Linked DNA regions of Homo sapiens: region 1 is linked to region 2. Evidence: read pairs that join two places in POLR2A ChIA-PET (ENCODE). Cell type or tissue: Panc1. All regions are shown on one strand. Each heading gives the region's core, and the rest is flanking DNA. Links, peaks and the distances in the headings are about the cores only.

Region 1 (2,808 bases), core at 237-2,736, 230 kb before region 2:
ATAAATTTTTCATTTGATGTTGTAGGAGCTAAATATTACATTTCCACTCCTGGATTTAAGATAGGGCTGCTTACTGACTGGCTAGAAGAGGCAAAAGAAGGCACAGTAAAGGGAAATATTTTCATCTTCAGATTTAAGGATTCCTCGAGAAAGGAATCAAATTCAGAAAATGCAGACCTCAGACCTGCATCCCCATCATCACCCCCTTCAGAGCTAGAAGCGAGGAACTGCTTTCGTCTGGGGATCAGGAGCATCGGATGTGAGAAATAAATCCCTATTCTCCCTGGATTGTATCTTTCAGAGACAGAAGTGGAAAATGTCGCCATTTTGTTTGCAATCCAAAATATCCATCATCATGGCCTTTATCTTCCCCCTGTGAAGCTCCCTCAGATTATCCTTAGAAGCAGGCACTGGAGCCATTTCTGGGTACCTGCTGGGTCCCAACGAGCTGCTTTTAGAGAAACTCCTCATGGTTTAAGGAAAAGGCTCGGAGGATGCCAAGCCAGGCTGCTGTGGAGAGCTCAGTGTTTCTCTCACACCCAGAGGTGCTTTCCCCATATCTGTCCTAAGGCTGCTGATATATATATCCTTTTTAAAGGGTTTGGGCTATGGGAGAAATAGATTTCCTCTCCGCACCTCAACCTCTGCGCCAAAATATGGCGCACCTCAGAAATGCAGAGGCTGCAAAACCAGGCTTTGTGAAGACTAGAGCTTCCACCTCTTCGTCACGCTAAGCAGATACAGGAGTCTTCTTTTAAGTAATCAGCTTAGAGACACGTGTAAAATTACCTGGAAAAATAAGGAACAGCTAGGGGAGAGATTCACCTAAGGATGAAGATCCTTCAGGGATATCACTATTTGAACACGTTTCTGAAATCTACTCTTTAGCTGAGGGAGGGGTGGTTTGGAGGCTTCCTCCTTCCCCCAGGGCTAAGATTTTAAAATGAGATTCTAATGTGATTTCCCGCATCTTACCAGTCAAGACATTCATTTTGGCTTTCAAAGAAAAAAGTATTGACTTCACCCCCCAGTTTCCTAGATATTAAAAAGAAATCCTTATTAAAATATCTCATAAGTTAAAGTAATAGATTTGGGGAAGATTTCAGTGTTGAGTGGTCAAAGAAAAGGGTTTTCTTCCAGATGGTATTTGAATTAAGGCGGCTGAGGCAGCAGAAAGCTCTCACCCACGCAGCCCCTGACAAAGCCTCAGAGATATGGGGGCAGCGCTGCTCCCTCTCTGCACCCCCCGCCCACGTTCCCTTAAGCCTGTAATATTTTCTGGTAAAAGCAGATGCCAAAAGCTGCCATCCCAGGGTTCGCAAAGCACCCTTCCTAAAAGGAGCCCTATAACCCTTTTCACTGCCAAAATATATTTTTTAAAAGACTAGTTTTCCTTATTTACTTGCATTTCCTGCTCTCCTCTTTGCTCGGCCACATTTTATCTTGGAAGGAGCTGGAAGCTGAAATGTGTTCTTAAGGGCTAGAAGCTGTCAAGGCTTTTGGTGAGCAAGATTGATCGCGCCCAGACTTCCTTTGGAGCTTTGTTTGGAATAAAAGCAAGAAAACTAAAAAACCTCACATTTTCCAAAATAGCATCTCTATCTGCAAGGCAATGCTCTGGGCTGGTCAATGATATAGGCCACTTATGTCTAATTTCCACCCCAAACCCTCTTTGACGCTGGCCTCAGAGATGGGGTCCTGCCTTTGCTCCTTGGTTGGCCTTTCTTGTTTTCTACGTAGATTTTTCTCCCCCTCCAACCTCTCTCTCCCTGACCATCAGAATGATTTATTTTCCTGCCATTGATGCCTGCCGGCCTGGGGGAGTCTGATCAGTTAGTCTATTTCAAAGGAAGCAAAAGCGAATCACCATCCTCAGGGTTTGGGGGGGAAAGAGGTACCTCCAGATCTACCTCTCAGCCTCCTCACCTCTTTCTGGCTTGGTGGATTTTTTAAAAATTATTTTTTGGTACCTAAAGGTGTTATCTTTTGAACCCTCTAGCACTGTCCAAGATGCGCTCAGTCTCAAGTCTCCGAATTGGAAAAAAGATAATGAAGGAGAACGAAAACCTTTATAATTCCTCCTTGGGTCGCCTCCTCTCCCCCGCAGTGCTGTTTCCCACAACAGAACCCGGAAGCAAACATCCCCGGTGCCCAAGGATCAGGAAGGTGTGGGAGGCAGTTCAGGCTGCCAGGGAGCACTCGCTGTATCTAAACCAACCAGCCCCCAACCAGAGCGACAAGGACAAGAAGAAGGGTAGAAAAAAAAGAGAGAGGGAGGGAAAGAGAGGAGCAAGCATCTTCTCTTTCCCTGCTGGTAACTTCCAACAGACTTCCTGGAAATCGGAAATACTCACCGCACCCGAGCCCTACGGGTATGAAACCCAGAATGCCAGGAGCCGCACGCGCCTGCTCGGGGCGGCATTTCTTTGGCTGGCCGCCGCCCTGGCTACGGGGATTTGGACACATGGACCTGGGGTTGTTGTCTCGCTTGGCACATGCATCTTTCTCCAGCCACTCCTGAGAAGTTGATGGCGCAGGAAGGTCGGGAAGCTTCGAGAGCCGCCTCCCGTTTTCCGCTTCCCGCCGGAGCCAGATGCAAAGCTGCCGTGGAATAGCCTGCTAACAATGGGCCCGGGGCGCAGACTCTGGGCTGGACACTGGGAGGGGGGCGAGAGGCTGAGGGGAGAAGGGGAGGCGGACAGAAGAGAGAGGGAGGGAGAAAGGGGGAGAAGAGGAAAAAGAGGGAAAGGGACAGACAGGAAGGAAAACAGACCGAGAGAGATCAGTTTTGAGATCCAGGAACTGCTT
Region 2 (2,808 bases), core at 63-2,562:
ATAAACCTTAATATATTTTCTACAAATAGTCCTATCAACTAAAATGGTGTTTATTTGGTAGTGTAATTACATATGATGGGTCTATTGATTATTTAGAAATCTTATACAGTTTATAGATTTTGTAGATATGTACATTAGTTTCCTACTGCTGCTGTAACAAATTACCACAAACCTAGTGGACTGAAACAGCACAAACGTATTATCTTATCATTCTGGAAATCAGAAGTTCGAAATGTTTTTCACTGGGCTAAAATCAAGTTGTTATTAGGACTGCATTCCTTCTGGAGGCTCCAGGGGATAATTTGTTTTCTTGCCTTTTCTAGCTCTTAAGCCCACCTGGCTTCCTTGGCTTGTGGCCTCTTCCTCCATCTTCAGAGCCAGCAGCATAGCATCATAAACACTCTCTATGTCTCTGTCATCACATCTCTTTCTTTGACTCTGACCCTCCTTCCTCTATCTTATAAAGACCCTTGAGATTACATTGGGCCCAGCTGGATAATACAGGATAGTTTCCCTCTCTCAAAAGCCTTAATTTAATCATCTCTACAAAGTCCCTTTTGCTATGTAAGAACACATATTCACAGGTTCTGGGAATTTGGATATGGACATCTTTGTCATATTTTCCTGCCTACTGCAGTGTGACAGACTGGATTATTGTTCCAACTCTTCACTTCCTACCAAGAAATAGGATTATAGACTCATAGCCTTTCCAGCAGTTTTGCAGTGCCTTCCCAAAATGGTTAAGTTGTATCCCCATCCCTTGGCTCTGGAATTGACCCTATGTCTTGCTTTGGCCTGTGAGATGTTGGTAGTTGTGATATAATTAAAGGCTTAGAAAGTACTCGTATGATTGAGCCTGCTCTCTTGTACTTCTGTTATTGCCATGAGAAGAACATACCCAAGACAAGAGTCATGTGGAATAGAGCTGAGTTGCCTTAGCTGAGCCTGGCCTGAATCAGTTAACCCTTGGCCAATCCATGGATCTCTACAAATTAATTATTGTTCTTTTAAATCAGTGAATTTTAAGATAGTTTGTTATGCTTAATTTTTGTGGCAATCACTGATGCAGTAGAGATCTTAGATTTTCCTTTTTCATAATCTGTCTTTCACTTATAGTTTTTGTACTGCTAGATAACATTTCTTCATCATACATTTAACACTTACTTAACAACTACCATATGCCAGGTATATGCAAAGATCTAGGCAGAAAGTTGGCAGCTTAATTTTCATTCTCTGTTCATGTAGCACTCATAGACATTGCCAAAAAAAGGGAGGAAAGGGCACAAGGAAGAGATGGAACTTGAAGTCATTCTATGATTGAACTGAATGGCAAAGATTTGATTTACTTAGTCATCATGACCAATCTACATTACTGTGACATTAATTGAATACATTTTTACTGACAATTTATGAATGTGCTTGGTGTTAGGGATACATATGAGAAGAAGATGCAGACTTTGTTTTCGTATCTAGGAATTATATTACTAATCATAGCGTAAAAAAAAGTGACAATTAATTCTTTCTATTATATTCAATTTGATTTTATAGTCATAAGAGTCATTGTGTTTCTGACTTTAAAAACATAATTTAGTAGGAAAAGAGTTTAAAACTATTAGCTTAACTAAGTTTTGTTAGTATCTGTTGATTTTAGTAATTTATACCAGTGCTTCTCAAGCTATCTTTGATGAAGGACCATTTATTTTTTGTTAAGTTTCTAATCTATGCTGACTGATACATTTATAAAATACAATAAGAAATGCTGAAACTGTGTCAAGTTGTTATAAAACATTTCTGAATATTCTGGCTTTCTATACTCATCTTTTCATGTACTGGTAACAAATAGTTTGTGGATTGGCACCTGTCAGTAGACTACACTTTGGGTAACACTGCTACTGATTCTAATTATTACAAATCAAGAATGTGAATATATTTGAATGCATGAAATTTGAAGACTTATCAGTACTTCATATGTCAAATTTATTGTTTTTTAATATTAGCTTTTAATTTTTTAAGTTAAGAAATGATATATGAAAATGAAAATGGGAAATGCTTTCTATTAATTCAGGTCCATCTTCTCTCTCTTTTTTTTTTTTTTGGCAACAGTCTCGCTGTGTCTCCCAGGCTGCAGTGCAGTGGCGCAATCACAGCTCACTGCAGGCTCAACCACCTGGACTCAAGCAGTCCTCCCACCTGAGCCTCCTGAGTAGCAGGGACAACAAGCATGTGCCACCATGCTCGACTAATTTTTAAATTTTTTGTAGAGGTCTCATTGTGTTGGTCTCATTGTGTTGCCCAGGCTGGTCTTGAACTCCTGGACTCAAGTGATTACTGGTGGTTAACACCAGTAATCCCAACACTTTGGGAGGCTAAGGTAGGCGGATTGCTTGAGCTTAGGAGTTCGAGACCAGCCTGGGCAACATGGGGAAAACCTGTCTCTATTTAAAAAAAAAAAAAAAAAAAAAAAAAGCCGGGCATGGTGATGCATGCCTGTAGTCCCAGTTACTCAGGAGGCTGAGGTCGGAGGCTCCCTTGAGCCTGGAGGCAAAGGCTGCAGTGAACCGTGATTTTATGACTGTATTCCAGCCTGAGCAACAGAGCAAGATCCAAAAGAGAGAGAGAGAGAGAAAGAAAAGAAAGAAAGAAAGAGAAAGAAAGAAATAAAGAAAGAAAGCGAGAGAAATGGAAAAGAAAGAAAATCCCCTTCTAATGTGTAGCAGTCAATTACAATAAAAAGAAAGCAGATAATTTGGGGATACTTCAGGAAGTCCTCTGTGCTCTAGCAAGTTAGGTAATTTTTCTAAATTTTAA

Evidence for each region. Peaks named below come from ENCODE experiments on the same cell type or tissue, not always from the same donor. Only the 100,000 strongest peaks of a DNase experiment are listed, where the experiment ranks them.
Region 1: POLR2A ChIA-PET joins it to region 2 with 11 read pairs; 15 of 35 experiments call an interaction of 5 or more read pairs at or near these places.

What each region holds. Positions count from the first base shown.
Region 1 is chr7:27,103,394-27,106,201 of GRCh38, reverse strand. No RefSeq gene overlaps it. Among named protein-coding and RNA genes, the nearest start is that of HOXA2, 2.1 kb to the right of the region's middle. In Panc1, for the core only: no CTCF peak of the experiment used is centred there; no DNase peak of the experiment used is centred there; H3K4me3 peaks cover 969 bases; H3K27ac peaks cover 2,500 bases.
Region 2 is chr7:26,877,460-26,880,267 of GRCh38, reverse strand. No RefSeq gene overlaps it. Among named protein-coding and RNA genes, the nearest start is that of SKAP2, 14 kb to the right of the region's middle. In Panc1, for the core only: no CTCF peak of the experiment used is centred there; no DNase peak of the experiment used is centred there.